2 separate regions of the Homo sapiens genome follow, and region 1 is linked to region 2. A link is a loop called in an ENCODE intact Hi-C map of the cell type or tissue named here. Cell type or tissue: GM12878. All regions are shown on one strand. Each heading gives the region's core, and the rest is flanking DNA. Links, peaks and the distances in the headings are about the cores only.

Region 1 (15,828 bases), core at 3,851-11,850, 54 kb after region 2:
TATGTGTTGAACAAGCTAATTACAAAATGTATATGGTAATGCAAACTGTCAAGGATAGCCAAAGACAATCTTAAAGAAGAAAAAGTGGGAGGACTTTCTCAATCAGCTATCAGCACTTACTTAGCTGTATTAGCACATATAGTATTGGTTTAAGAACAGCCAAACAGATGAAATATATAGAACAGTGACACAGAAACAGACTCATGTATATAGTCACTTGATTTAAAACAAAGATGACATTGCAAAGCAGTGAAAAAATTATAGCCTCTTGAATAAATGGTGGTGAGAAAATTACATATTCATATGAAAGGAAACCCGAATTCTATTCTACACCATACATTAATATTAATTTCAGGCGGATTATAAATGTAAACCTGAAAGGCAAAACAATAAAGCTTCCAAAAGAAAACACTAGAAGATGCTTTATGACCCTGGGGTACAAAAAGATTTCTTAAATAAAATGCAAAGACGATAAAGCCTTAAGAATTTCTGTTCATCAAAGATACCATTAAGAGAGTGAAAGGAAAAGCCAAAATGGGAAATGACATTTGCAACACGTGATAAAGAGCTTATATTTAGAATGTATAAAAACTTCCTACAAATTAATTTCAAAAGATAGGCAACATAACAGAAAACTGGAAGAAATAAAAAACTGCAAGGGGGCCTTCACAAAAGAGGATACCCAAATGCCAATAAACATAATAAAAAGTGCTAATCTCATTAGCAGTCAGGGAAAAGCATGTTAAAATCACCATAGGATACCACTACACACCCACTCACACAACTAAAGTTATAAAGGCTAGCAAAAGCAAATGTTGGCAAAGAAGCAGAAAAAAGAGAACTCGCATACACTACTACTTAAGAAAGTTATTTAGGCCAGGCATGGTGGCTCACGCCTGTAATCCCAGTACTTTGGGAGGCCGAGGGAGGAAGTTCATGAAGTCAAGAGATTGAGACCATTCTGGCCAACGTGGTAAAACCCCGTCTCTAAAAATACAAAAATTAGCTGGTCATGGTGTCAAGCCTGTAATCCCAGCTACTCGGGAGGCTGAGGCAGGAGAATCGCTTGAACCCAGGAGGCAGAGGTTGCAATGAGCCGAGATCGCACCACTGTACTCCAGCCTGGGCAACAGAGGGAAACTCGATCTCAAAAAAAAAAAAGAAAGTTATTTGGTACAACTGCTTTGGAAGACTATTTAGCATTATCTATTATCTATTAAAGTTAAATATACGCATATCTTATAACTCAAAAATTTCTCTCTTAAGTATGTTCCCAACTTAAAAGTCTGCAGATGTGCTCCAAAATACATGTACCTGAATGTTCAGAGCAGGATAATTCATAGCAATAAAAACCTGGAGACAACCCAAATGGCCATCAACAGCTGGATGAATACGATGGTATATTCATTCAATGGCTTATTATTCTGCATGTTTGAAAACAACTAGTTATCAAAATTATCAAATACCTAGGTATAAATCTAATGCAAGATGTGTAAGATATATACACTAAAAACACACACACACACAAAAAGAAAATAACTAGTTATATGTGACATCATTGATGAATATTACAAATGATACTGAGCAAAAAAAAAAAACCCAGACAAAAATATAGATACTGTAAGATTCTGTTTATATGTTAAAAAAAAAAGGTAAAACTAGAGACACATACCTAGATGGAAAAAAGAAAACAGGTAATTATTGTAAAAGTAAAGACAGAGATTTCCTCTTTTTTTTTTTTTTTTTGAGATTGAGTCTCACTCTTGTTGCCCAGGCTGGCGTGCAATGACATAATCTCGGCTCACTGCAAACTCCGCCTCCGGGGTTCATGCAATTCTCCTGCCTCAGCCTGGGATTACAGGTGCCCGCCACAATGCCCAGCTAACATATATATATATATAGTATTTTTCATAGGAACGGACGGGTTTTCACCATCTTGGCCAGGCTGGTCTAGAAGTCCTGACCTCAAATGATCCGCCCACCTTGACCTCCCAAAGTGCTGGGCTTACAGGCATGAGCAATTGTGCCCAGCCAAATTCTAAAAGATAGAGGGAAAGAAAGCTATACAAACTGGCTGGGCCCTGAGGCAGGGCTTCTGGCATGTTGACAATGTTCTATTATTGATCTGAGTGATGGGTTACATGAGTGTTCGCTTTGTGATAAATCACCAACCTGTACATTTTTGCTTTGTACATTTCTCTGTTTGCTGTTATGTTTCACAAGAAGTGAGTTTTTGTTTTTTTTTTTAACAGTATCCCAAGGTATTTCCCCAGGAAGAAAAGAGGGTTGGGGTGGAAGACATAAGTAGGCACAGTTCACAAGTAAGCTGTTCCCATGGCAAGAACTTGGAATTAAACAAAATACTGTGCTTTTCTGAGGGTTTATTTATACAAAACAATACATAGTAAACAGATGGTGGCTCTTAGACCAGAGCAAGATAACCAGAAAAATTATTATATCTAAGAAGAAGTTTCCATAGACATGAGGCATAGAGAAGAAACAGTAAAATCACAGAAGCAACCACAATAGCAATGACTATATGAGTATTTTCCAGAGGAAACAGCCCATTTACCAAAACACTTCCACTACTACATTTCCTCTGACAAGGTAATCCCTATGGTGCTATCATAGAAATAGATGCAAAAGGCAACTATAGATTATCTAATTAAATATTTGAATTATATAAATTATCCCCATTCTTATTTCATATTCCATACACAACCTTCTAGTTGTAATGTGTTTTTTCATGATGTTTACCTACAGGGAGAGAATCTACTAGTCAGGTCCATGTAAGTATAATATGCATTGGGTAGTGTTATACATGGATTTCTCACGAGCTTTGTTAGTATTGAGAAAGAAAAGTGGCTCAGAGCAGTCTGAGGAATGCGAGTTATGCAAAAGGTATCAAGCCCAGAGAGTCAGGAGCATGAGACTTCCCTCAGGTTCCCTGTACCCATGCCTGCAAGTAATTGTTTAAAGGCATTTTGTTTTTTCTTTCCTTTCCTATAGTTTCCAGACTAGCTGATAAAGTATCTAAAAAGTTACCGTAAGTTGTACAATTGTCCTTCACCATTATCCTCATATTCCTGGAACTTGTGATACAAAAAACAATGTATAGCCAAACAACTTATGTTATTTTAATGAACCAATGTAAATGATTGGTAAACAATTTAGGAACTGCTCCCTAACTTCTTGTTTTCCCACTGGTAACTGCTGCTAATCCAAGCATATACTCAGGGCAACTTCAATCTATAGCTCCTGAGCTTCAGTTTTCAACCATGGCCCAAATATATTAATTTTGCCTCAGTTTCTTCCCTTAGGTCAATGATATCTATCAGTAATCTTGAACCCAAATATTCTGAGATAAAGACAAGATAATATTTATATTCCTTTAAGACTAAAGACCAAAACCTGGAACATTAGTCAATTCACGACAGTTATGAAAAAGACCTCTTGGCCTTCTGTGGCCATATCCCTTTGTATCATGTGCACACGCTTTTCACCTCAAAGCTTTTACGGTGAATTCTGTGGTATGGCTGGAGTATACAGTGCCAGTAGGTGAGTCCAAAAAAGGCGCATGGAAGACAAACCAAAATGTTTGCATATGAGCCTATTTTAGTTTATTTAAGGAAATAACATGTGCCAGGTAGTGTACTGAACACTTGCTATAAATTACAATATCATTTAATCTTTACAATACCACTATGTGAGTATTACTAGTGTTATCATTATCCCTGTTTTTTATAATAGCATCATTATCCATTTTTCAGATGAGGAAACTAAGTCAGTATGGCTATATGGCTTGCCCAAGGTCACATACGTAGTAAACAGCGAAACTAGGGTTTGAATCCCAACAGTCTGATTCCGTCTTGTTCTTAACCATTAAACTGTTTTCTCTGCTACAGTCTAAAACTATTTAGTATAAGAGGCCATCTATTCATCAATAATATTTACAGTGTAGAGACAAAGATTCTAGGAACATGGCAGCCTGAAAACATAATTGCTGATGCTTCTCCTAACTCCAAACTAACTCTTTTACTTCCTGGGCCAGAGGCAGGTAGGGCCTAGAGAGTGTGAGTAGAACCTCTGCTCTTATGGGGTCACAGAGAAAGCTAGTGTAAGACAAATTTTTCTCTGCTAAGTCAAAAGATATACTGAGGTCTAGTGGCAAAGAGCCATAGGACAAGATTCAGAATTCAAGGTTCCTAGGAAAAGCCTGGTCTTGAGAGATTTATGGGCCCCTCTGGTAGACATAATAATGCCTCCCTCCCCCTAAGATATCCAAAAAGCTCACCCTCTGACCCTGGGAATATGTTTCCTTACATGGCAAAAAGCTGTTGTTGATGTGATTATCTGGTGGGCCCTAAGTAATCACAAGGATCCCTATAAGGAGGGAAAAAAAGGGCAAAGGTAATAGTAGGAGATGTTATAATAGGAGTCTCAGAGTGATACAGTATGAGAAAGACTCGTTAAAGATGAAAAAAAGGGACCATAAGCCATGGATCGCAGGTGGCTTCTAGAAGCTGAGAAAGGCAAGGCAATGCATTTTCTTCAAAAGCCCCGAGGAAGAACACAGGCATGCTGACACCTTCATTTTGGCCCAGTGAAACTGATTTCAGACTTCTGACCTCCAAAACAATAAGATAATACATTCATATTGTTTTAAGCCACTAAGTTTGTGGTAATTAGTTACGTGAGCAAGAGAAAACTAGTATATTCCCCCAAAAAACAGACAGAGCTGGATGTTTTTAAATGAACATGCTGGTCTTCCTGGCCCAGATGAGCTGGTGCGAGAGGGGGCGGAAAAGGTGTATGAAGTCCTGCCTGCTCCTTAGGATGGAAGAGAGGCTTTGCATCTACAAAGATGAGAATGTGGAGAGCATCACACAGTGTCCTGAAATCGAATAAGAATGTGTAGTATCAGTGCAAAATAAGTAATAAAAACCTAATAATAGTCTGAGGCAAAAATTACCACACTGGTTTTTTTTACACTTAGGTATTAAGGAAGGAGGTATTAAGCATTAAGGTCAGACATGGGGAGATAGCGGACAAAAGAGCATTTAAATGTCTCTGGTGGGGAAACAGGAAGTAAAAGCACTCTAAAATAAAAGGAAATTTACTGGTAAGGGAAGAAGAGAGGGTCCTGGTGGGGGAAATAGTTGAAATTTTATTTTCTTGTACCAGTGGAGAAATGTGTATTTATTACACATGTTGGAAAAATAGGGGGAAAAAAATCTACCACCACCACCACCAAGAATAAAAAAGAAAAAATTATTTGGAAATTTAGAAACACTTTCAAAATGCTGTGATAAAAAGAATATAAAAACTGAAATTACAAACAGAAGACAAGGAAGAGGAAAATGTTTCATAGCAAACTTAATAGGATGCCGTGAAAGCCAAACTTAAAGGAAACCTTATAGCTTCAAGCTTCAAAAGCATTTCTCTTTTATTTTATTTTATTTTTTGAGACAGACTCTTGCTCTGTCGCCCAGGCTGGAGGGCAGTGGTGCAATCTCGGCTCACTGCAACCTCTGCCGCCCAGGTTCAAGCAATTCTCGTGCCTCAGCCTCTCTGAGTTGCTGGGACCACAGGCGCCTGCCACCAAGCCCAGCTAATTTTTCTATTTTTAGTAGAGACAGGGTTTTGCCATGTTGGCCAGGCTCGTCTTGAGCTCCTGACCTCAGATGATCCGCCCACCTCAGTCTCCCAAAGTGTTAGGATTACAGGCGCGAGCCACCACACCCAGCCTCAAAAGCATTTTTTATGAGGCAAGAAAGATGAAAAAGAAAATTAGTGCTCACTTTTAGCAACTAGGATAGGAACAATTAAATACATAGAAAGTAGGAAGAAAAAAATGAATAAAGGTAAAGCTTCAATTAATAAAACTTAAACATCTCAAATTGTAAAATGAAGAAATCTAAAAATTGATCTTTGAAATGATTAATAAAATAAATACCCCCCAACTTCGCTTAAAGGAAACTGAGAGAAAAATATATAAATGATTAGGAGTATAAAAAATTCATAAATACAGGTAAGAAAGATACTAAGGCAATTATAAGACAATAGTACTTGCAATTTTGCGTGCTATTTACAAATGCTGCATAACAAACTACCCTAAAACTTAGTGGTTTAAAACAATTATTTTATTATGCTCACAGATGCTTTAGGTCAAGAATTCAGACAGGGCTCAGCTAGGCTGGGTTTGTCATGTGATTACGTTGAGATGACAGCTGGGTTGGAGCTCTGTGAAAGCTCAAATTACACTGTTTATCCAAGATGCCAACCAGCTGTCAACAGATGCTGGCGGATGGCAGGAGCTGAGCTGGGAGCTTAGCTTGGCCTATCAATGGGGATGCTCACATATGGGCTCTCCAGCATGGAAGACCCAGACTTCTTACATGGCAGTTGAGTTCCCCAGAGTGAGCCTCCCACAGAACCGGGAAAAAGCTGCATAGCCTTTTCTGAACCAGCCTTGGAAGTCAGCATCACTTCTGCCATCTTCCAGTGGTTGAAGCAGTCATAAGCCTGCCTAGACCCAAGGAAAGTAGGCATAAACTCACATCTTGATAGGAATGTCAAAAATTTTGCAGAAATGTTTTAAAACCGCCACAGCAACAAATATGAAGCCTAGAGGAAATAATTTTCTAGCAAAATGTAAATTCCCAATTATGACCCAAGAAGTAAAAAACTTGGATAGATCAAATGCCACAGAAGAGATAAGAAAAGTGATTAAAGATCAGCCATTAAAATAAATGCATCAGGCAGTTTCACAGCTGGGGTATATGAAACTTTTAAAGAAGAGAAGTGTAATATTATTTAAACCAGGGACTTTCCAATTTTAGTGAGCCTCAAAATAACCTCACCAGCTAATAAACACACATTCCTGGGCCCCATCCCAGACTGATTCTGTAAGTTCGGAGTACAGAACAGGGATCTACATTTGTAACATGCACACATGTGATGTTACCATCACTTATTCACACAATTCACTTTGAGTAGCACTGATTTAAACCAGGAGTTAGCAAACTATGGCCCAGTGGCCAAATCTGGCCTGTCGCTTGCTTTTATAAATAAAGTTTTATTGGAATACATACAGGTTTATTCATTCACTTATTATCTATCTTTGCTTTTGCACTACAATGGCAGGGTTGAGTAGGTATGACAGAGACCATATGGCCCACAGAACCTAAAATACTTGCCATCTGGCCCTTTGCCCAAAAAGTTTACCGTGCCCTGTCTAAACCACTACCTTATTCTACCTCAATTATACCTCATTATATTTTCCCTTTTCCAAACTTAAGCAGACTTTTTGGATATTCTGCTGACATATTCGCTCCATTGGTTAAGGTGCAAAACTAATATGACAAATAGTTTTCATGGCACAGGCTATCTGCACTAAGCAACAACCAAATCACTATGTTGAAGAGGATGTGAGACTGCCCAAGCTCAGCAGGAAACAACGTTGCAATTGATTAGAGATGTCTTCTACACACATTGAAAGGGTAACTTGCAGCATGCATGCTGTGTGTTTGCTAACCCTGATTATAAAATATATAAGGTTTAAGATTATTTTCAAAATCTGTTGGATAACTGCAACAAAATATGAATGTAATGCACCCATTTTTAACTGCACCATAAACAATATATCAGATTTTGCTCCAAAGGCTATGGAAGTTATTGCAATAATATGCAAATGTTTCACACTCATAAAAAAGTAGAAAAATAAAACCATTTTGTGATTTTTATCAGAGTATAATACAGACCAATTCTGTCATGTTTGTACACAAGACTTCTGAGATTGATGTCTGCTCTTGAAAGAATATGAATAATGTTTCAAATGCTATAAACCAACATTTTATCAGTTGAAAATGTCCTTATTGTCAAAACATCTTTCAAAGATGCTAACTCTAAACTTTGAGGTAATTTTTGCACATTAACACCCTTTTCCCATGATGTTAGTTCCAAAATAGTGGCCCAGAGTATATCAACAGCAGAAATTACATTTCAAGATTTGCATATTTACATTATTACTTAAAAGAAAAAAAAGTCTGTTGTTCTAGGCAAAAGAAAAATGGCACAAGAAAATATGTGTACATGTTTGTTACCTTAGGCAGAAGAAAAACTGCAGGTGAAAATTTCCAGTGTGCGTAAGCAACAGTTAAATACCAAAACCCAGTAAAGCCAGAAGTGAGCAGCAGAGCTGCCACACAGATCACTGAAGGTGGCACCAGAGAACTAACCCCAGAGGAAGGTCCTAGAAGAAAGAGGTGAAGATCAGCCAGGCGTGCCCAGACATGGAGTTTTTCTCACCACTACAGTTCCGCACGAACAAAGCCTGGCACACAGAAAAAACACCATTAATATTTAAGAAAGGAAAGAGAAAGCATGAAAAGTAAAAGGGAGGGAAGGCAGAAGTTCACAACAAAAAGCCAGTCTTCCAAAACATTCCTACAGAGCTGTGGCTCCAATTCTAAAATAAAGACCCCCAAGAATTTGATATGTAAAATAAAGTTTTATTTGTTACATGGTTTTGTTTGTGGTTTTATTTATTACATGGTTTCTCTGGTAACCCTGTATTAATAATACATAGCAAAAGGAAAGAAGGGCAGAATATCTGCTGTACAGTTGATAATATTTGTCCAGTCATGCTGGGTGAAATGTATCAACAAAGCAAGGTAACTTCAAATTGTATCTAGCATGGAAGCATTCAGAACTACAGAGTCCATGTTTATGCCCTCAAACTGTATATGTGCCGGAGCCAGTGGCTCACACCTGTAATTCCAGCACTTTGGGAGGCTGAGGAGGGCGGATCACCTGAGGTCAGGAGTTCAAGACCAGCCTGGCCAACATGGTGAAAACCCGTCTCTACTAAAAGTACAAAAATTAGCCGGGCGTGGTGGCAGGCGCCTGTAATCCCAGCTACTCAGGAGGCTGAGGCAGGAGAATCGCTTGAACCCGGGAGGCAGAGTTTGCAGTGAGCCAAGATCGCACCACTGCACTCCAGCCTGGGCAACAAGAGCAAGACTGCATCTCAAAAAAAAAAAAAATTGTTTATACGTGCATTTTTCTGAGGAAAGATTCCAGTACATTCATCAGAGTCCCAAAACAGTCCACAGCCTAACCCACTCTACTCCCCAAAAATAGGAAGAACCACACTGCAATGTTTTACAAACTATAGGTCATTTTGGTGGGCACACATTTTTAAATTAAATAGAATAGAAAGTATAAGAGTATAACATTGATCATAAGGGTATTATTTCTTCAAACTTGTTCCAGCAAGTATATATATTTCTCTCTCTCTCTCTCTCTCTCTCTCTCTCTCTCTCTGTGTGTGTGTGTGTGTGTGTGTGTGTGTGTGTCAAGGTAAATTTTTTCATACTGAGGTGGTCTGGGTCAATTTGGAACTCATTGTTCTAAGGCATAAAAAAATGGCTAGATTCAACTTTGTAACATATTAAATCATCATCCATTGAAAACAAATCTGTGGTTCCAGTGGGCATTATACTGTTTTGAGTGGCATAAGACACACCAAAATGAAATTGTTATAATTAGAGAACTGCAATCTATAATACTCATAAATGAAAGTGTATCCCTATAAAGTCCTATAGATCTTAAGGAGATCAAAGGCTGCCATTGAAAGGACTTCACACTGTCTCTGGGAAAATGTTAAATTCTAAGTAAAATGTTTAGGAATAAAAAGAGTTAAAATATTCCCCTGGGATGATAACGTCCTCTAAGCACCTTAGAAAGACGTCAGAGAAGGGGAGAGAGAGTATGGAAAGTCATCCCTAAGCCTGGTACAGAGATGAGTCTTAGGAAAAAATATTTCCTTTATACAAAATAGACGAGAGAACATGGATATTCTGCCATGACTGCTTGGGTATGAACGTGTCACCACAGTGTCTGGTACTGTCTTCCGATTTTTTCTAAGCCTCAGTATGAGAAGCATTAATGGTCCATATACTGAGTTATTGGGCTTATTTCTAAAATGTTACTAATGCACTTTACAGGTTTAAGTTCTCCCAATCAATGCAAAAATTTCAAAAGTATCACTGGGTTCTACACAGCCAGACCATTACCTCTCCCCATACTATTCATTCAACAGGGGACTAATATCCAGAATATACAAGGAACTCAAACAACTCAACAGGAAAAAAGACAGTCCCACTAAAAGGTGGGCAAAGGACATAAATAAACATTTCTCAAAAGAAGAGCTACAAATGGCCAACACATGTGAAAAAAATGCTCAATATCACTAATCATCACAGAAATGCAAATCAAAACCACAATGAGATATCATCTTACCCCAATCAGAATGGCTATTATTAAAATAAAAAATAATAGATGTTGGCAAGGATGTAGAGAAAAGGGAACTCTTATAAACTGTTGGTGGGAATGTAAACTAGTACAGCCACTATGGAAAGCAGTATGAAGATTTCTCAAAAACTAAAACTAAAAAAGAATTACTATCAATGCAGTAATCCCACGACTCAGTATCTACCCAAAGGAAAAGAAACCAATATATCAAAGGGATACTTGCACTCACATGTTTATTGCAGCATTATTCACAATAGTAATGATATGGAATCAACCTAAGTGTCCCTCAACAGATGAATAGATAAAGAAAATGTGGTATATATATACTAGAATACTGGAATGGAATACTCTTTGGCCATAAAAAAGAATAAAGTCATACCATTTTGCAGCAATATGGACATAACTGGAAGTCATTATCTTAAGTGAAATAAGCCAGGCACAAAAAGGCAAATAACGCATGTTCTCACTTACATGTGGGGGCTAAAAATTTGATCACATGGAGGTACAGAGTGAAAGGTAGAGAAGAGAGACTGGAAAGGGTGAACGTGGGGAGGAGGGAGGATGAAGAGAACTGAATTAAAGGGTACAAACATACAGTTAGATAGAAGAAATAAATTCAATGTTTGATAGCAGAGTAGGGTAATTATAGTTAACAAAAATGTATTGTACTCAGGTGATGGACACCTTCAATATCCTGACTTGATTACTGCACACATTATCTACATGCAACAGAATTTCACAGGTATCTCATAAATTTGTACAAATTTTTTAAAAGAACATGAATTTCCAAAGTGAAAGAGCCCAGAGACTTCAGAGCAAAATTAATTTTTTTAAAAGATCCACCTCAATAATCACCGTAAAATTTCAGAACACCAAGAATAAAGAGAAGATTGGTCAAGGAACTTCACAATGGAAGGAACAGGCTGATACCACCTGAACAGATTAATCACTATTAGCCTCACTTAAAAGTAGGACAACCAGAAACCATTATGTGCTCATGATGTAATACAATAGGAAATACAAAGCACCAGCTATGAAGTTTTATTGTTTAACAACTGAAGTAGAATTTAGTCAAGTCTGAACCTAAATGCTAGTAAGTTTTTTATTCAATTGTTGTATTTTTCACTACTAAAATTTCATTTGGTTCTTCTTCATATCTTCTATTTCTATGCTGAAATGTCCCTTTTTCTTTTCTTTTTTTGTTGTTGTTTATTTGTTGTTTGTTTGTTTGTTTGAAGAGACAAGGTCTCACTCTGTTGCCCAGGCTGGAGTACAATGGCATGATGATCATAGCTCACTGCAACCTTGAGCTCCTGGGCTCAAGCAATCCTCCTGTCTCAGCCTTCCAAGTAGCTAGGACTATAGGCATGCACTGCCATACCCAGCTAATTAAAAAAAAAAAAAAAAAAAAGATTTTTTTTTTTTTTTTTTTTTTTTTTGTGACAGAGTTTCACTCTGTCACCCAGGCTGGAGTGCAGTGGCTCCATCTCGGGTCACTGCAACCTCTGCCTCCTGGGTTCAAGTGATTCTCCACATCAGCCTCCCGAGTAGCTGGAATTACAGGCACCCGCCACCACACCTGACCAACTTTTGTATTTTTAGTAGAGATGGGGTTTCACCATGTTGGCCAGGCTGGTCTCGAACTCCTGACCTCAGGTGATCCGCCGACCTCAGCCTCCCAAAGTGCTAGGATTACAGGCATGAGCCACCATGCCTGGCAGGGTCTTGCTATGTGGCCTAGGCTGGTCTGAAACCCCTGGCCTCAAGTGATCCTCCCACCTCAGCCTCCCAAAGTACTGGGATTACAGGCGTAAACCACCATGCCTGGCCCCCGCCTTTTTTAAATTTTGTTTCAAGTGTGTTCATAATTACTCACTGAAGCATTTTTTACCATGGCTGCTTTAAAGTTCTTGTCATATAATTCCAACACTTGTGTCATCTCAATATTGGTGTCTGTTACTGACTTTTCTCAATCAAGTTGAGATTTCCCTGGTTTTTGGTATGATAAGTGATTTTCTGTAGTACACATTATTGTTTAGAATAACATGAGATTAAAATGGACATGTGCCAAGCGCTGTGGCTCATGCCTGTAATCCCAGCACTTTGGGAGGCCAAGGCAGGCAGATCAAGACCAGGAGTTCAAGACCAGCCTGGCCAATATGGGAGGCTGAACCAGGGAGGTGGAGGTTGCAGTGGGCCGAGATCATGCCACTGCACTCCAGCCTGGGGAACAGAGCGAGACTCTGTTTCAAAAAAAAAAAAAAATTAAAAAAATAATAAAAAATAAATAAAATGGATAAGTAACTAATGAATCAGAAGTTTTCTTGAGTAAAAAAAAAAAATAGGAGCCAGGATGGTGGCTCATGCCTGTAATCCTAGCACTTTGGGAGGCCGAGGCAGGAGGATTGCTTGAGCCGAGGCATTCAAGGCCAGACTGGGCAACATGGCGAAACCTCGTCTCTACCAAAAATACAAGAAATTAGTTGGGCATGGTGGTGTGCACCTGTAGTCCAAGCTTTCAGGAGGCTGAGCTAGGAGGATGGTTTCAGCCGTGGGAGGCAGAGATTGCAGTGAGCCAAGAATGCGCTGTTGCACTCTAGCCTCAGTGGCAGAGCCAGACAGTATCAAAAAAAAAAAAGAGTAACAATAACAAAAGCTAATACTTAAATAGCATGATGTGTCAGGCACTATAATGAGTATCTTATACATATTAACTCATTTAATACTTACAACAACTCTATGAAGTAGGCACTACAATTATCTGAATTTTACAAATGAGGAAACTGAGGTTAAGTAATTTGCCTGCAGTCACACAACTAGTAAATGGTAAAGCTAGAATATGAATCCAAACCGTCTGCCTCCAAAGTCCATGCTGTTGAAATCAGTATGCCATCATGCCCCCAGTAATGTATTACTGTAGCTTTATTTGTGTAAACATGTCATTGTTTTCCTATACAGGGAAATTTTAGGGTGAATCTTGTCATTTTAGTCATCATCATAGGTATTATAAAAGATTACTTTGTTGCCACTAACTAAAGAAAAAAGCCAGTAGTAGGCATATTTTTAGAAAAACAAAAGGCTCAAGAAGATAGGCAATTTTACGTGAATTTGGCAGAGCGACCTAACCTAACAAGATGTGTTCTTTCCTACATGTGTCTAGTGCTCAACGAATGCTTGTTGAATGAATGAACACACACACATATGCATGTCTCTAAAGAATGAACGATAAACAGGATGTCAGCTACTTTTTTAAAATGTCAAAAAGGGAAAGAATATGGAGCTATGATCTTCTAACAGGAGGACTTCCTAAAAGTCAAGGGTCCGGAACTCGCTTGTCTCAGATGATAATTACAGGCCAATGAACCACTGCTATCTGGCCAATTAACCTTTCTGACAAAAGAAGGATGTCTAAAAATAAGAGAAATGTTTTCAAATATTACTGATAATATAAACTGGGTTTTGTACATTTAAGATTTGTCCAGAATCTCTTTGTCCCTTGATATGTAACCTATCCAAGAAGTATCAGCTCCAGCCAGAAGGATTTTACTATTACACAACCTGTAAAGTTTACAGAAGAGGTATTCTGAAGGAGAAAAAAAAACAATAATGACTTTCTGAAAAAACAAAATTGTAGATAACTTTGTTAAAAAACAAAAATTTAAAACGAAGTAAAAATTAAGATTCTCACCTAGCCCATTATCATAGAGACTTACATTGCTATCAAGCCCGTTTCTCTAGGGGCTTAAAGGCAATCTCTGACACGGTGCTGCATCTCAAAATGTTCCCTCAGTGAGGTGATGAATCTCTCTTGCCCTGGTCTGATGAGGCCATGAGTGATCGTTTAAGAATCAGTGTATCAGTGAACAAGGCAAGGGAGCAAGCCAGCTGGCCAATATGAAGATGAAATACTTGACCTAGCGACACCACCAAAGTCTCAGCAAAAACAGGCTATGTCCTACAAACAGGTAGGAATCTGTTCACTTTTGATCTGAAACAATGGAGCACCCCTAAAATACCAACACCAATAAATAAGAGTAAACAACCCAATAGTTTCGGATTGCAGCAGGATAGCAAAAGATTCGAAGAATCTACCTGAAATTGCTTCTTCATCATAAAGAATGCCCCTTAGCAACTGATGCAATAATTACTTGGCATTAAGATAGACATATGATTTATTTGGCATTTAACTATCATGAATATACATAAAGGAACTCAGTGAGGTTACATTACACCCTTAATAGCTAACTCATAACTGTAGTACGTAAATAGGAGCTAATGTAAATGCTAAGCTTCTATAGATAAATAAATAATATTTGATGTATCACCCTTCAGTGAGCCGCAAACTGAAAGAAAGATTATATGATCAATTTAGGCCTGAAATCCTTAGCGCACTGTTGGTGGGAATATAGACTGGTACAGCCATTATGGAAAACAGTATGGAGGTTCCCGAAAAAATTAAAAATAGAACTATCATACAACCCAGCAATCCCTCTTCTGGGTGTATACCCAAAAGAGAAGACCTTTTGCTCACCTCATAAATATATATGCACTCCCATGTTGATTACCGCATTATTCACAATAGCCAAGATATGAAAAAACCTAAATGTCTGTCAGTGAATGACTGGATAAAGAAACTGTTGGCCAGGTGTGGTAGCTCATGCCTGGAATCTCAGTGGTTTGAGAAGCCAAGGTGGGAGGATCGTTTGAGGCTAGAAGTTTGAGACCAGGCAAACAACATAGTGATAACCCATCTCTACAAAAAAAAAAAAAATGTAATTATCCAGGTATGGCGGGGTGTACTTGTAGTTCTAGTTTCTTGGGAGGCTGAGGTGGGAGGATCCCCTAAGTCCAGGAGTTTGAATGAGCTATGATCATACCACTGCACTCTAGCCTGGGTGACAGAGCAAGACCCAGTCTTTAAAAAAAAGACAAATAAAATTTTAAAAAGAAACAGTGGTGTGTATACACACACGCATATACACACAGGAATATTATTCAACCTTAAAAAGGAAGTAGATCCTGCCATTTGCTACAAAACAAACCTAGCAGATATTATGCTAAGTGAAAAAAGACAGACACAGAAAGAAAAACATCACAGGCTCTCACTTATACATGGAATATTTAAAAAGAAAAGAGTTCAAATACACAGAGCACAAAACAGTAGCTACCATGGATGGGCAGGGGGCGGGAGAGGAAACAAAGAGATGCAGATCAAAGGATACAAAATACCAGATATGTAGGGTGAACAAGTTAGAGATAATACACAACATGAGGACTAAAGTTAATCAAATTGTATTATATTAGACATTTTAGTTAAATAACTAAATTTTGGTTGCTCTTGTCATGAAAAAGTAATTATGTGAGATGAGATATGTGAATCGGCTTCACTATACTACCCATCTTACTATCTCTCTCTCTCTCTCTCTCTCTCTCTCTATATATATATATATATATCTCATAACATTATGCTGTAAACCTCAAATATACATAACACATTTTTTTAAATTTAGG
Region 2 (15,828 bases), core at 4,691-12,690:
CTTCTTAAGGCCCTAGGAATTTCAAAACAATAAATGAGCAGTGGCTTCAACTTAAAGTCACCAGCTTCATTAGTCACTAACAGGAGAGTCAGTCTGTCCTTTGGGGCTGTGAAGCCAAGCATTGATTACTCCTCTCTAGCTATGAAAGGATTAGTTAGCATCTTCTAAGGCTTAAATCTGTTGTTTAGTGTAGCCATCTTCTATCAATGTCTTAGGTAGATCTTCTGGATAACTTGCTGCAGCTTCTACATCAGCACTTGCTGCTTCCACCTTTTATGTTATAGAGACAGCTACTTTCTTTAAACCTCCTGAACCAATCTGTGCTAGCTTCAAGCTTTTCTCCTACAATGTCCTCACTTCTCTCCCCTTCACAAAACTGAAAACAGGGCCTTGCTCTGGATTAGGCTTTGGCTTAAGGAATCTTGTGCTTGGTTTGATCTTTTCCAAAATCAAACTTTCTCCATATCAGCAATAAGGCTGTTTTGCTTATCATTCACGTGTTCACTGGAATAGCACTTTTAATTTCATTCAACAAATTTTCTTTTTCTTTAAAAACTTGGTTAAATGGTGCAAGAGGCCTAGCTTTCAGCCTATCTTGGCTTTCAACATGCGCTCCTCATTAGGCTTAATCATTTCTGGCTTTCGATTTAAAGTGAAAGACATGTGACTCTTCCTTTCACTTAAAACACTGCAGGGTTATTAATTGTCCTAATTTTAATATTGTCTCTCAGGGACTAGGAAGGGCCAAGGAGAGGGAGAGAGATGGAAGAATGGTCAGTCACTGGAGCAATCAGAATGCACACAACACTTATTGCCATCTTATATGGGTGCAATTTGTGACACCCCCAAACAAGTACAATAGTAACATCAAAAATCACTGATCACAGATCACAACAGATATAATAATGAAGAAAAAGTTTGAAATACTGTGAGAATTACCAAAATGTGACACAAAGGCACAAAATGAGCACATGCTGTTGGAAAAATGGCACCAACAGACTTGCTTGACACAGTTGCCAAAACTTCAAATTTGTAAAAAACACAAGATCTGCAGAGTGCAATAAATCAAAGCATGATATGATGAAGTATGCCTATATTTTGTAAAGTGAGTTAAATCTCAACTAAAATGGTCATTTACCCTTTTCTCATTTACAAAATAATCTCTTCATAACCACTTCCCCAATTTTTCTTGTTCTTTAAAAGTTAAACTTTTATTTTCTCTCTAAATAGAACCACAATTTGAAGACAGTATTCAATACTGTTTAAATAGGAATTCTAAAATGAGAAATGGCCAACTAGTTTTTTACAAACTAATCACTTTCTTCAACTAACTGCTTTGATATTAACACATAGTGATGAAGGAGAAAACAGTTTCTTATTTCTAATAATTGTGTAAGGATGTTATTAAAATGATAATGTAGATCTATTTTTACTGACACAGAAGAAGTCCATGACATAGTGTACAGTGTGAAAAGCATATAAGATATGATTTCATTATGACAATGTGTGTGTGAGGAGGTGCTTACATGGATATCTGTGAAAATGTTCATCTAAATATTAATAGTAGCTATGTAAGGGTAATAGAATTGTGGATGCTTGTAATTTCCTTCTTTATACTCTTCTGAAATGTTTAAAATATTTAAAATGAGTATATTTTATGGGGGAATAGAAGCTTCAACTTCAACTATACCAAGTTAAAGTTACTTCTTTAAAATATGTATATATATTTGAAATATCCTCTAATTTAAAACAGGAAAAATGTTAAAGAAAAATAAAATAAAACTAGTACATGCATAGAAAAAGTGAAGTTAATAATTTTTAAATTGGTTATATCTGGTTGATAATTTTTATTTTCTCCACACTTATATTTGCCTAATTTTTCACAATGAACATATTTTGCTTTTATAAAAGCTCTTAAGACTAAATTTATTATTTATTTATTTTACTGTTTTTGGAGACAAGGTCTCACTCTGTCGCCCAGGCTAGAATGCAGTGGTATGATCATAGCTCACTGCAGCCTCAAACTTCTGGGCTCAAGTGATACTCACATCTCAGCACCCCACAGTAGCCAGGACTACAGCCGAATGCCTCTATATCCTGCTAATTTTTTAAAAATTTTTTTAGAGAAGGAGTTTTGCTATGTTGCCCAGTCTGGTCTCAAACTCTTGGCCTCAAGTGATCCTCCTTCCTCAGCCTTTCAAAATGCTGAGATTACAGGCATGAGCCATCATGCCTGGCCCAAGACTAAATTTAAAACTTGGTAAACTTGTGTGTGTGTGTGTCAGAGTTTTTCAGGCCAGGCAGCTTTTCTAATCATTTCAAGTAAGTTGCCAAATATCTTTTAAAACAAGTTTTGACATCAGGCTTGATCATTTCTAGCTTTTGATTTAAAGTGAAAGACATGCAACTCTCCCTTTCACTTGAACCACTGTAGGATTATTAATTGGCCTAATTTCAATATTTTTGTGTATCAGGGACTAGGGAGGCCCAAGGAGAGGGAGAGAGATGAAGAGTGGTCAGTCAGCTGAGCAATCAGAACATATACATTTATTAAGTATACCATCTTATATGGGTGCAATTTGTGGTGCCCCAAAGCAATTTAAATGGTAATATTAACACAATTTTCTTCTTGTTGTGGTTGTTCTTATTGCAGTTTCTTTAATGTTAAAAACACACATTTTAATTTTTTTATTGTTCTAACATTTAATTCTTATTTTATATAATAATTTGAATCCTGGAAAAATAGTATTGGTATTTATCCAATCGCAGGATGGAAAAGATGGAGGAGCTCATGAGGGAGATTCTGGCCTCACTATCAAGGAAGTGAACAGCCAAACTAAAATTACCTGGTCCATCTCTGCATCATGAAAAGGTCTAAACAAAGACTCCACTATTGCTTTCAGCAACGGCCAAGACCTGAAGATGAAACTATCCTCATTTTAGCTAATGAAAATGTTCTCCACTTTAATTAAAATCCACTTGGTCCTCCATAAACAGAAGATAATTAATCTGTATTTTCTTTAGTAAAAATGTTAACATACTTGAAAATGGTACATTTCCTCTTTTCTTTACTTCCTTTCCTTAGAGATTTATTTTTCAATCATTTTTCCTATTAACCATTGACTTAGAAGAAACCTGAAAGTTCACAGTAGCTTCATTTGCTTTCTATATACCTCAATAGCAGCTCCATTCTCAATCCTTATGTGAGGAACTTTTCCTTCTGTAAAGTTGCCCCGACCCCATTGTTGCTGAGATGCTTTTCTCTCTACATTTGAGGTTCTTGAGGGCTGGGACCAAAAAAAAAATTAAAAAAAAAAAACTTTAAGATGTAATATTCTTTGTTGACAAAGAATCCTAATTTAGATAATCTGATAACTCTTTAACGTGTGCCATGTTTACTATGCACAAGATTGTTTACTGTCTTTTTCAAATTCTAAGCCCTATGCAATTCATTGGCTCATTAGGCTAAAGGAGACCTTAAGAAGATATTCAATCCAATCCCCTGAATCCAGGAAAGTCTACATGATAACCAGCATAGCAGATTCATCAAAGCTTACCTAGTGATTCTCTGAAATCAAAGAAAGCAACTTTATAGCTTTCTCAATCACTCTCCTTTCACAATTTAACAACCATTATCAAACAGCTTATAAGTAAATTATTGGCCACTCAAAAATATGCTTTGAGTGAAAATAACATAGTAACAACTCACTCAGATACATCCATATGGCAGTAACTATATGATAATACAAATCAGAAATAACAGTCAAGGGAGAACATATGAAGAAGGCAAAATTTTGAGGAATGGGAACCTGACTTTTCTTAGGCTTATTGCTCTGTCTCCAAAGTTGTGCTGTATCAACCACAATCTTACACACTGCCTATTCTATATAAAGATGAATATGGCTGGGCACGGTGGCTCATGCCTGTAATCCCAGCACTTTGGGAGGCCAAGGTGGGTGGATCACCTGAGGTCGGGAGTTCAAGACCAGCCTGACCAACATGGAGAAACCCCCTCTCTACTAAAAATACAAAAAAATTAGCTGGGCATGGTGGTGCATTCCTGTAATCTCAGCTACTCAGGAGGTTGAGCTAGGAAAATCACTTGAACCTAGGAGGCAGAGGTTGTGATGAGCTGAGATTGTGCCATTGCACTCCAGCCAGGGCAACAAGAGCAAAACTCCAATTCAAAAAAAAAAAAATGATGAATACATCGAAATCAGTACAATTGGGTAGCCATAGATTATTTGTAACTAATGCAAACTGATTTTGTAAAGTATAGTTGATATTCCACCTAGACAACCACAACTTAAATAACAAAGCCATAACTACCCTTTACTTAACCACAACTATAAATCTAATTCTCCATCAGTTGAAGAAAATACTCAAAAATTCAGATTTAATTCAACTTGAAAACCAATTCATTTCTGTATAAACCATTAAAAAAAGAAGTTGGTATAACGTGTTTAATTACCTCATGTCCTGAGAAATAATTAATTTGGGCAGTGGTTTGAAACATCATATAACAAGTTACTAACCAAATTTACTCACCTCTTCTGTGAGAAAGAAATGTTTAATAGTTATGAAGGCAATGAATTAGCTAACAAGAACTCATGGGATATGGATGAAGCTAGGAGTACCATTAGGGAACGGGATGTCAACTTGTGCTTAGATGTGGAATCTTTGATATTTACCAAATCTTTCCTGGAGGTTATATCTCTGTTGATATTTTTTTCTTTTTTTCTCTCCAGTGAAATTAAAGATTCTGCACTACCAATGCTTGATGTCTGTGACATTTCCACCACCAAAACTGGAGGAACCCTTGTTTTGCTGGAACATACACAAAGTACATCTTTCTGAGAAGCAGATGAACAGTCGGGGCATTTTGTGGATTTTTTATCTAAGCCACTATCAGCCATTTGTTTAACTCTGCAACAAAAGCAACTTTAAAAATGTTTCCACTGTTTGAGGAAGAAAACCAGGCCAAAAAGGATAAGGTAGTTGATGGTGAAAACTGTAATTTCGAACTGGTGAAGTCCTCAGGTTAAGGATGCACTAGACACATATTCACACGTGAGAGCTGCAGAAAGAAAAGAAATAACCATTTAGAGAAATTCTTAACCTATTACCATCCTGGAAATCAGAGAAAAGCTAGCAACTAGCACTAGAAGCATCCTGTATAGACATGAAAAGGACAAAATAGGACCACAAAACTGGTGAAAAGCATGGTCTAAAACAGCATCTTATCAAACTGCGTAGTGGGTTATGAAATCCATTTTGTGGGTTGATACCACTTTTTAAAAATAAAGTAGAATCAAAGAGATAATATTTAGCATACCTCCTTGGAAATTTCTGTGAAACTTTTAATTGGACAGACATATATGTATAGAGTGTGTGTGTGCGTGTGTACTTGATCACAGTATGAAATGTATTTCTTAATGTGGGTTGTGGTTTTTAAAAAGGCTTAAAATATTGGTGTTAAACATACATTACTATGGTTTCAAATTTTAAACCTTAATCTATTGATTATTAGAGCAAATTCCTATTACATACTTTACAAAGGAGTGAATAATTCGATTTTTAGAAAACTAGCTAATCCTAAAAGTTTAAGTATCCTCATAAGTATCCTCATTTTTATATTGAGCAAAAATAAAAATGAGTGGGTGCTATTTTTCCCTGAGTCTAAAATAGGTATGGCAGCATTTTACTTAACTAGGACCATTGGCAGCTGCATGGTGGCAAGTTGGAAAGATCTCAGTTGAGGAGGAAGAAAAATACACTCTGCAGTACATATAAAGGAGTACTTTGAGAAACTTCCAGAAGTAATTGGGAGTACATTATTATGGTTTTATGCTATACCATTTCAGACAGTCTTTAAAAGTAGATTCTGTAGTCATAGATTGATAAACCTGGGGATATATGCAATATACTGTTATCCTTTGAACTGGAATAAACTTGACTAGAATAGGAAATTAAATATATTTATTTCATTAAAGAAATACCTGGTTTTCTAATCAGAAAGCTGTGCTTTTATCAAATCCTTATCTATTGTGATTGGCAGGAAAATCTGCCAGGCTCATACGATTTTATAAAAGATATTGCTAGTAGTTTACCTAAAAGTTGTCCTCTCATTCTTTCTTACTAACAGAATCCTGATCTTCTTTGGGGCAGCAATGTGCTCATTAACATCCTACATTTCCGGGCTTCTCTTTTAGATTAGGGGTAGCCATGTGACTTATGGCCATTAAGCTTAACAGAATGCAGGCAAAGCTGCACTTAAAAGAAAATTTATATTCTTAAACCTTTATTAAAATCAGAGGAGAAAGGATAAAAATATACTAAGTGTGCAGTCAAATCTAAAAGATAGAAAAACATAATTAAAGAGTAAGCTTAAGAAACAGAAATGACAAAGAAATTTTGTTGAATTTTGCCTATACGGTCCCAAATAAACGTACTCTTCACTACCTCTCAGCTTTCATATCTCCTTTCTCTCAGATACAGTAGCCTCTTGCTGCTCCTCTAATATGCCAAGTATACTCCCTTCTCAAGGCTTTGCCCTTCTGCTTCCTCTGCCTGGGATGCTCTTCCCTCAAACATTCACACGGTCTGCTCCCATGCTTCACTGTGGCTTCTGCTCATTTGAAAGGCTTTCCTAACCACCTCATCTAAAACAACAAGCCCATGCCCTCTCCCCCCTTACCTTGCTTTGTTTTTCTTCATGCCACTTATCATTTCACTCAGGAAGTTTCATAGCAGAGTCCTCTCCTACTTTTATTGAACAGATGATTCTTATATAAATGGTTTCAGAGCATGCAAAGCCATCCGGTTCATTTTATTCACTTAAAATAACCAAAATCTGACCATAGTAGTATTCCCCAAAAGGGGGATTTACAGGTCAGTCTCATTTGTAAATAGATTTTAAAATCCTAAATGCTGTACTTACATTTACCCCAGGTAATGTATATAGTATATTATAAGATTATTAAATAGAATAGATAAGTCTGCCCAATAAATATGACCTTTCATCAAAGTGGTGGGAAAAAAATTTCTATTGTGATTAAAACTCATAATGGAGAGTATGAGGACAGGTACATTAAAAGTGCCCTCCAGACAGGCAGAGGAAGAAAAGAATGCAACTGATGCCACTCAAAATACACACACACACACACACACACACACACACACACACATACACATCTCTTATAAACACTTAACCTGGTTTTTCAAGAATATGTAGCAAGACAAAGAAAATTCAGAATGTACCTGTATCACTTTCCAAAATGATTTAACTTCAGGCCTAGAAGAAAATGTTTTGCATTTCAGGTTAAATATAAAACCCATAACCATCAATGACTCAGAGCAGTGGAGTAGATCTGCAAATGATAGGCTTTCTGTTTGGGAAAAATAGTGCTTTCTCTCTGAGGTGTAGAGAAGTCCCATGTCAGATGTGTAAAACATCATTTTTTGCATACATTAAGAATATTGATTTTATGGTACTTTTTATAAGAAATTGTAAGAAGTATTCGTAACGTACAGGTTTATTTAACTGCAGCTGAGTTCTTTCATGATAAACAGTACTCCTAAAAGCATACTTACCATATCCTTCAAGGTTTACAAATATATATATTCACAAATTTTCAATGGAATCTTTAAATATTAAAATTTTCATTTTAAGATAGATTTTGGGGGATCTAAAAACAGCTATTCTTTTCTTAGCTTTGTTCAGAAAGCATTTCCTTTAATTTTCATCAATTTTTCAATAAGTCATTATCATATCACTGACATTGTCACAGACTTCTGAGTACTTTCTCGCTCCAGTCTTCTAATTTATCAGTTGCCTTAGAAGTACTTGGTAGCTATATGCATAAAGCATAGGATTTCTTTCTATTACTCACTGAGAAGTTTCATTTTTGCTCTCCAGTCTACCAAGTGCTATATTTGCCAAAATAATGTTCTACTTTCTTACCACAGCAATTCTAAAACAACAGGTTGAATAGCTGCATGCAAAATTTCTTGACAAGAATTAGATTTCAAATTTAACTTCTTTTTGGCTGGCTGAATTCTAATTATTTTAGTTTAAACAAAAACCAAGATAGAACAAATGTTTACTCACATTTATTTCTTTCTCATTTACGAATTGATCTGAAAGATTTGTTACTAAAACAAATCTACTATTTCACAGGACAAATGATGTCACTCATATTTTAGAGGCTTAAAATTAATCAAGTATTGCAAACTTATGTAAACACAAAGATTAATAGCTCTTTTTCTATAGAATCATGGAATTATGTTTAAACAGGACTTTAGATATAAAAATATGTATTACAAAAACCAAAGAATCTTCTAATACAATAATGTTTCTTTGTGTCTCCAAAGATTGGACATACATAGGTACTGGACATAATATAAGCAAATAAAATAAGTTCAAATTATGTCAGTACTTAACTAATACATGAGCCTTCCTTTGGCTTAAGGTTTTCATTTTATTTTTAGAACTAAGGCAAGTCAATAAAACAATTCTGATAATGAAAATCCCTGGGCTTTAATTTAATCATAAAAAGGTCTTTTACATATTGGCCCTAGAAGATACACTTACAGCAATTTCCTCAAGAAAATGAACACAAGAATGGTTTTATAAGATATAACTAGCTATAATTTTCTTCTCCAAAAGCAATTTTTTTAGTTTTCTTTGCTAAGACTGTGTCTACAAGAAACCTAAATAGTCAATTCAGTCAAAATGTGTTTTATTCAAGTAAAGGGGAAAAAAAAAAAAACTTACGAATTGTCTGACATTCTGCAGACCAAGCCAAATGACTGACTGCTTTAGTAACATGTTTACAAAGCCTAAAGAAGGGCCCAGTGAGTTTTCTAGATGATATTGCTATATTTTAAGGAAGACTAGCACTTGTTTATTCTTTTCATTAAGGGCATGATTAGGAAAATGAGTCTGTATTGTCTTATAAAAGGATTTACAGTATATTTAAAATTCACATTATTTCAGAATTTTTTTAAATGTTTGAGTGATGTTTACTATTAACTTTTCCTTTCTATTTTAATTTGCATGATGTTCCTCACTGATTAAGCAGTAATACGGAAGGACAGTCTTAAATGTGGCCCCTATACTGACAGTTAAAAGCGAGAACAGAGGCCGGGTGCGGTGGCTCACGCCTGTAATCCCAGCACTTTGGCAGGCTGAGGCGGGTGGATCACAAGGTCAGATCGAGACCATCCTGGCCAACATCCTGACCAACCTGGGGTTTTAGTAGAGAAACCCCATCTCTACTAAAAATACAAAAATTAGCTGGGTGTGGTGGCATGCACCTGTAATCCCGGCTACTAGGGAGGCTGAGGCAGGAGAATCGCTTGAACCCAGAAGGCGGAGATTGCAGTGAGCCAAGATCATGCCACTGCACTCCAGCCTGGCAACAGAGCTAGACTCCGTCTCAAAAAAAAAAAAAAAGCGAGAACAGAAATTGCAGTTTAGAGACAGTGGATAAACCAGGAAACCCTCTCCCTGATTCTTCCCTGTTGATATCAGTCTTTTCTCCCTCTCCATTATAAGCAACCAGAAGCTGGCCAGGCACAGTGGTTCACGCCTATAACCCCAACACTTTGGGAGGCGGAGGCAGGCCGATCACTTGCAGTCAGGAGTTCGAGATCAGCCTGGCCAATATGGTGAAACCCCGTCTCTACAAAAAATACAAAAATTAGCCAGTCGTGGTGGTGTGCTCCTGTAGTCCCAGCTACTCAGGAGGCTGAGGTTGGAAAATCGTTTGAACCCAGGAGGCAGAGGTTGCAGTGAGCTGAGATCGCACCACTGCACTCTAGCCTGGGTGACAGAGTAAGACTCTGTCTCAAAAAAAATAACAAATAAAAAAATAAGCAACCAGAAGCCAAGGACCTTTCTCCAGCACAGGCCCTTCCTTATACATAATAGGCACTCAATGAAAATTTTTGAGTGTTGATTTTGTGGAAAAGAGCCAGAATCACAAATCATTTAGTTAGAAAAACAGGCAGGAATATTGGAAAAGTCGTCAAAGAAATGAGGGGATCATATGGAGAAGAGATATCTCAAAGGGAATGTGAGAGCTCTCTTCACATTTCTGAAGAGGATTAGGCATATGGGATTAGACTTCTACGTGATTTGAAGAGACAGTGGGTGCCGATTTCCATCTAATATAAAGGGCTTCCTGACATTTACAGCTGTCAAAGATAAAAGGAAAGACTATCTCAGGGACTACAAGTGTTTGAGTAGAGGCTGGAGCATCAGGTGGAAGAAGGGAAGCAATGGGGGAATTTAAGCACAGACTAGGACGTATTGAGGTTCCTTCTAGCCCTAAAATTATATGAAGATGAATCACTCCCAACGATCATCTGAGATGTAGCAGACATTTAAAGGAACAGAAGTGGCAGTGTTCCTCACCTCCACTGTAGAGATTTCAATATTATAATGGGGATCCAGATCAGACCAAACCAGTTACAGCCCTAAAATTCACCTCAGTCAACATGAACTCCATCTGGAACAGAGCAGCATTATTGGAATTTACCCTGGAGTGGGGAGGGGCGTAGTGAGATGCAGGGAGGAGATGAGCCAGAAGGCCGGATGTGCTGAGAAGTAGTGGCCCTGCCTAGAAAAGAAAAAGATAAAAAATAGAAGAAAAAATATTGTAAGAAAAAGGAAATAATCCCGCCTTCCCCTTCATGAAATCAGAGAATAGGTCTAAGAGCGAGCAAGGGGGCCCACATGTAGCTAAGGCAGACAAAAAATTCAATAGATTCTTGAAGAAGTAAAACCACTCTAAGGATCCAAACAGGAAGGCTCTGCTGTGCTCCATCCAGGAAGCTGAAAAGAAAATAGTCTCCTCATACTCAGGAATCTTAATCCAATAAGCAAAAGATCAATAAGATCAGGAATTTGAGAGTAAATCTGGGAAGTCTGCTAGCTTTGACTATCAAGCACCAATTAAAACTTTTTCACTAATAAATATATTAATGTAAAATTCCATAGTCAGAGTGCCTGTCCTCTACGTCAAACATTCTCAAGAGTACCGAGAGAGAGGAGCTGTCCAAAGCCAGCAACTTTCCAGGAAACTAGGTAGTTAGCTGAGGAAATGTGTGATGTAACATTCTGACTTGGATGTTTCATTCCACATGAGGAAAGGCACTCTGATCCTCAAGATCACTTTCAAGGGTTGAAAGCACAATCGAAGGGTCCAGGCAACTTTCCCCTTATAGCCAGACCTCTGCAAACTTGACAACTCCAAACAGTCTACAACAAAACACCAACAACAGATTCCAAAATCCCTGTCTTCAAGTTTTAGCAGAAATAATATTAATTTAATAAAACAGAAACAACAACAAAAACTACTCTGAACTGTGAGCCCCTCCAGGGCAGGAACCATGTCCTATTTACATTGCCATTTATGTCCAGCAAAAGACGTCCATTAAGTAAGGATTATTGACTGAAAGTCATTAACTGATTGATGGAAACAGTGTTTTGGAGCTTACAAATACAATAAACAAGGCAAGTACCCAGCATAAGGCAGACAATGACCTGACATGTAAAAGAAGTCTGAATGTATCTGTGGAGTCTCCAAGGCCAAAAACTGCACCTCCACCATAATGCAGTCCTCACTCCATCTTGTAGCTTTCCTTTCAGAGCAAAACTTCAAAACCCCTACACCTAGCCTGACTCCAGCCAGGCTAAATTTCCACCTGATTCTGAAAGGCTTCCTATCAGACAAGATGCTATAACTGCACCCCCATCTTATGTTCTAGACAACATTTTTGGTTTTCAGGAGTCTAGAAGGATATAAACACATAAGTATTTATTTTGGTGATGGACCATATTGTCAAACCCAAGGGCTTCTCCTGGCCTTACCTACTCCCCAACATCTATAGGCATTGGTCATAATAAACATTATTATTAATATCTTCATATTCAACAAAATATCAATATTTTTGCAGACAGAGTAACTAACAATAACTGGTTTGTTTTTCTTTCATAATAAAGCGTGTAAATCATAGCTAAGACCAAAAAGATTCATGTGAGACATAAGATAACTTTCCAGGCTCCCCAGCCACGTAATTTCAAGTAAGAATGCTTGTTTTCTGGGAGAGCCTGTTTCCTTTGATCCCAGTGATGAGCCAGTTATCCACAGCACACAAATCCCAGACTCGTAGCCAGAACAAAAGCATTTAGAATGTCACAGCTGAGGAATAAATGTGCCATGGCTGTTAAATTCAGCAAAACAGGAAAGAAGAGAAGAGTGCATGTGGCACCAGAACTACCCAATAAGAAAAGGCACTTAATGGCAAGTTTTCTATAAGTCTGACCAGTAAGAGCATCTAGAGGGCAGTTAGGAGTCCAGCAAAGAGCATCAGAGGTCCAAGAGAACAGGCCAAATGAGAATCCAGCCATCTAATAGTTTATGTATATATCCAGCACACACTTTAATACCTGTGATATACTAAGGACTGAATTATGGATAAAGAGATTATGAAGGCATAGGTTTCACTCATAATGATTACGATAATGATAATAAATATGAACAAAGTATAAAAGTGATACAAAAGATGGAGTGGCCCAGGAAGTAACATGATCCAGTGGGACACATACAATTTTTAGAATGAGAGATACCAGGGTTTGAATTCTACTCCTATCCCTTATTAGCTCAGTTCCCCTGTATGTAAAGCAAAGATAACAGCAGTAACTATCTTTTTTATTTTTATTTTTTATTTATTTATTTATTTATTTTTTTGAGACAGAGTCTCGATCTGTCACCCAGGCTGGAGTGCAGTGGCGTGATCTCGGCTCACTGCAAGCTCCACCTCCCGGGTTCACGCCATTCTCCTGCCTCAGCCTCCCGAGTAGCTGGGACTACAGGCGCCCACCACCACGCCCAGCTAATTTTTTTGTATTTTTAGTAGAGATGGGGATTTCACCATGTTAGCCAGGATGGTTTCGATCTCCTGACCTCATAATCTGCCTGCCTCGGCCTCCCAAAGTGCTGGGATTACAGAAGTGAGCCAACGCACCCGGCCAGCAGCAACTATCTTATGTAATTGTTGTGAGGACTAACTATATAACACTTGTAAAGTTTCTAGTACTTTGTCTGACACATATTATTGCTTTAAAAATCATTATTACTCACTTGCTGAGGGAAAGTTTCATGGGGAAGGTAATACTCAAACTAAGTCACAAGGAATGAGTTAGAGTTCACCTGTGAACACGTCAAGGAAAGGTTCTCCAAGTAGAGACACCAGCACATGCAAGGGCCCAGAACCTGTGGTTCCAGATGAATGGAAGGAGGTGGTTTCAATTTGAAGGCAAGAAAAATAGGAGAGAGAAAGTCGAGTCTCTCTCCTGGGATGAGAAGTGAGAAGAAGCACTTTCAGAAAAGATTCGGGTTAAATAAGAGTATTTTCACTGAAGAATAGGCACAAAAGATGGATGGGGTGGAGTGGGACATGAGGCTCTTGTACTGAAGAGCTGCAAAAAAGAAAAGGCTACTGTAATGGAATAGTCTTAGGTGGGCACTTCCAAAACTGACCCTAATCAGACACAGGTTTTAGTGAACAGAGAGTGGCCACCAAATTCAACACTAACTCTTCAGCAAGCAATTGAAACTCTGCAATGGAGGGGGCACAGGGCATCAATGTCTGCTGAAAATATAAACTGTAAAGCTAAAGAGCATCAAGAATAGGCTCCAGCCAGTACAATCAATCAAAATCTACTGCCGAACGAACATATTAAAATTTAGTGACAAATTCACTATAGTCAGTGTTTCAACGTGACAGAATAAATGGCTTATTTCTAATGAGTGCCAAAATTACAAAAAATACCAAAGGATGCTTCTCACTGTAACTTCCACAATGAAATATTAAGTTCTTTATTTTATACATATATACACACAAATGCCCCTACTCCAAATTCAGTACTATTGCCAATAAAGCTATATCAATTTTAAGAAATAGAACATGAATGTTCTACCATTTGAGAGTCTAAAGACCCCAAGTTTCTAAACAGTTATTCAACATTAAAATCTCAAAAGTCTTCTGAGACAATTTTACATCTATTTTTCATGTACACAAACTTAAAACGAAATGTTTGTACTCATGCTAAAGTAGAAAGAACCCAAGCTTTACTGTCAGACCAACACTCAAATTCCTCCCTAGTAACCTATGTTGTCTCAGCCCCCACATATGCAACATGTATAGATGGTGTGTATATATCTGAATGGCAGATTTGTTTTAGGGATAAGGTATCATGTATGTAAAGTCCTGATATGTTTTAAGCTCCTAATAAATGGAGGCTTTATTACTGTTGTGCAACTGTCAAAACCCGATGCATGACAGCATCAGGAAATTATTTTAGCAGTCATAATCTCTCAACCTAATGCTCCAAATATTGTTCTACATGGATTCTAAGATACAAATTGCCATATAATTAGCTCACAGCTAGCTTAAAATACAACCCTACGGGAGCTTGCTCTAGATGTTTGCAGCTGAGCTGTAGTGGGAATGTCTTGATGGAATAGCCTACGAGCAACTTGTCATGCTAAATTCTGAATGCTACAAGGCACTCAGATACCACATTTATAAGAATTGTATAATTTAAATATGTAAATGCTGAATAGCAAAGAGAACATTTTAATTTAGCCAAGACCAAAGTCTATCAAATAAAAATTATTTGACTATATTATACCTTAACAACTGATTGAGAAGGAATAGTATATATATGATTAGGTTTTCAGAGAAAGGAGGCATCTGTATCCACAGATTTATTTGGTGAGTTTTTGAAACCTTGCAATGGAACTATAAAAACAGTGTGATTAAAATCGATAGAGCACATCAATTGGTGATTCTGTTGCCCAAGAAAAGGCAATAAGCCTTAGGCATGTTATTAGTAGATTATACAATTTCACTGACAGGTTCAAGATTTTAAAGGCAACTGAGAAGAGAGAGGATTTCTCTTTTGGAGCCAAGGGATTTTTCTCTTCTAAAAGGAAATCATCATGTCCCTTTAAAAATGAAGATTAAAAATGTCTTCTGTAACATTTGAAAAAATAATATTGTTTTCCTTTATTTCCTAAAATAAAAATACATTGATGATTCTGATTAAAATTAAACTGAAAGCTACTTTTGTTGAACAATACTGTATCCAACCACATAGCCATTTAACAAATACCAGAATAATTTGGGAAGTAGAGGTTATAAGTTTATAATTTCCAAAAAGTCCATGCAGAAGAATATAAAGTCTAAAAATATGAGTTTCCAGACCTCTTCTGCAAAAATTGTAAGTGATTCTCTTTTCATGTATTAGTGATAAAATTATATACTTTTACACAGGCCTTCAAATTCAAAGAACGTTGTTTCAAAGCACACTTTTTAACCAGATAACAAAAGTCATGTAGACATAAATTTGTCTTATTAAAAAGTGACCAAGTCAAACTGAACCTAAAATCAGCAGGACTTTAGTCAGATATTCCACTATACTACAAACAGAAAATTGCAAAAATGTTCTATTGGTTGCTTTATTGTGAAAAGTCCAGAGTAGAAACATCTTTGTGTAGCCTTGGAAAACTAACAGCAACAATTTCATGTAGCTTTATGCTTATAACAGAAAAGAAAAAGTTGACTATAAAGTTGACCAGTTTAATCACTGAATCTCAATAGGAAATACAAGGCTAGGCTCACAGAAATAAATAAGTTGACTCAGTCATTGGCTGTATAGCTTTTGCCAAATGAACAGTAAACTCTACTTAGTGGAGCTTAAGTCATTAGACTTACATCAGGCATAATTTTTCAAAGAAAACTACAAAACACTAC

What was found. A loop is a pair of places that touch in the nucleus more often than their neighbours do. Peaks named below come from ENCODE experiments on the same cell type or tissue, not always from the same donor. Only the 100,000 strongest peaks of a DNase experiment are listed, where the experiment ranks them.
Region 1: it touches region 2 in a loop (2.0-fold over the local background); 4 of 110 quality-filtered maps call a loop at or near these places.

What each region holds. Positions count from the first base shown.
Region 1 is chr11:8,525,243-8,541,070 of GRCh38, forward strand. The region is part of intron 1 of STK33 (serine/threonine kinase 33); the gene reads right to left. Among named protein-coding and RNA genes, the nearest start is that of STK33, 61 kb to the right of the region's middle. RefSeq lists an enhancer at 8,237-8,456. In GM12878, for the core only: a CTCF peak has its summit at 8,220; DNase peaks (open chromatin) are centred at 7,419 and 8,239; H3K4me3 peaks cover 1,120 bases; H3K27ac peaks cover 2,626 bases.
Region 2 is chr11:8,469,990-8,485,817 of GRCh38, forward strand. STK33 (serine/threonine kinase 33) reads right to left here. Exons shown (of 16, transcript NM_001352389.2): 2 at 10,421-10,625; 3 at 7,261-7,294; 4 at 6,698-6,762; 5 at 4,692-5,077; 6 at 3,174-3,287. The coding sequence starts at 4,916. Among named protein-coding and RNA genes, the nearest start is that of STK33, 120 kb to the right of the region's middle. In GM12878, for the core only: no CTCF peak of the experiment used is centred there; a DNase peak (open chromatin) is centred at 7,922.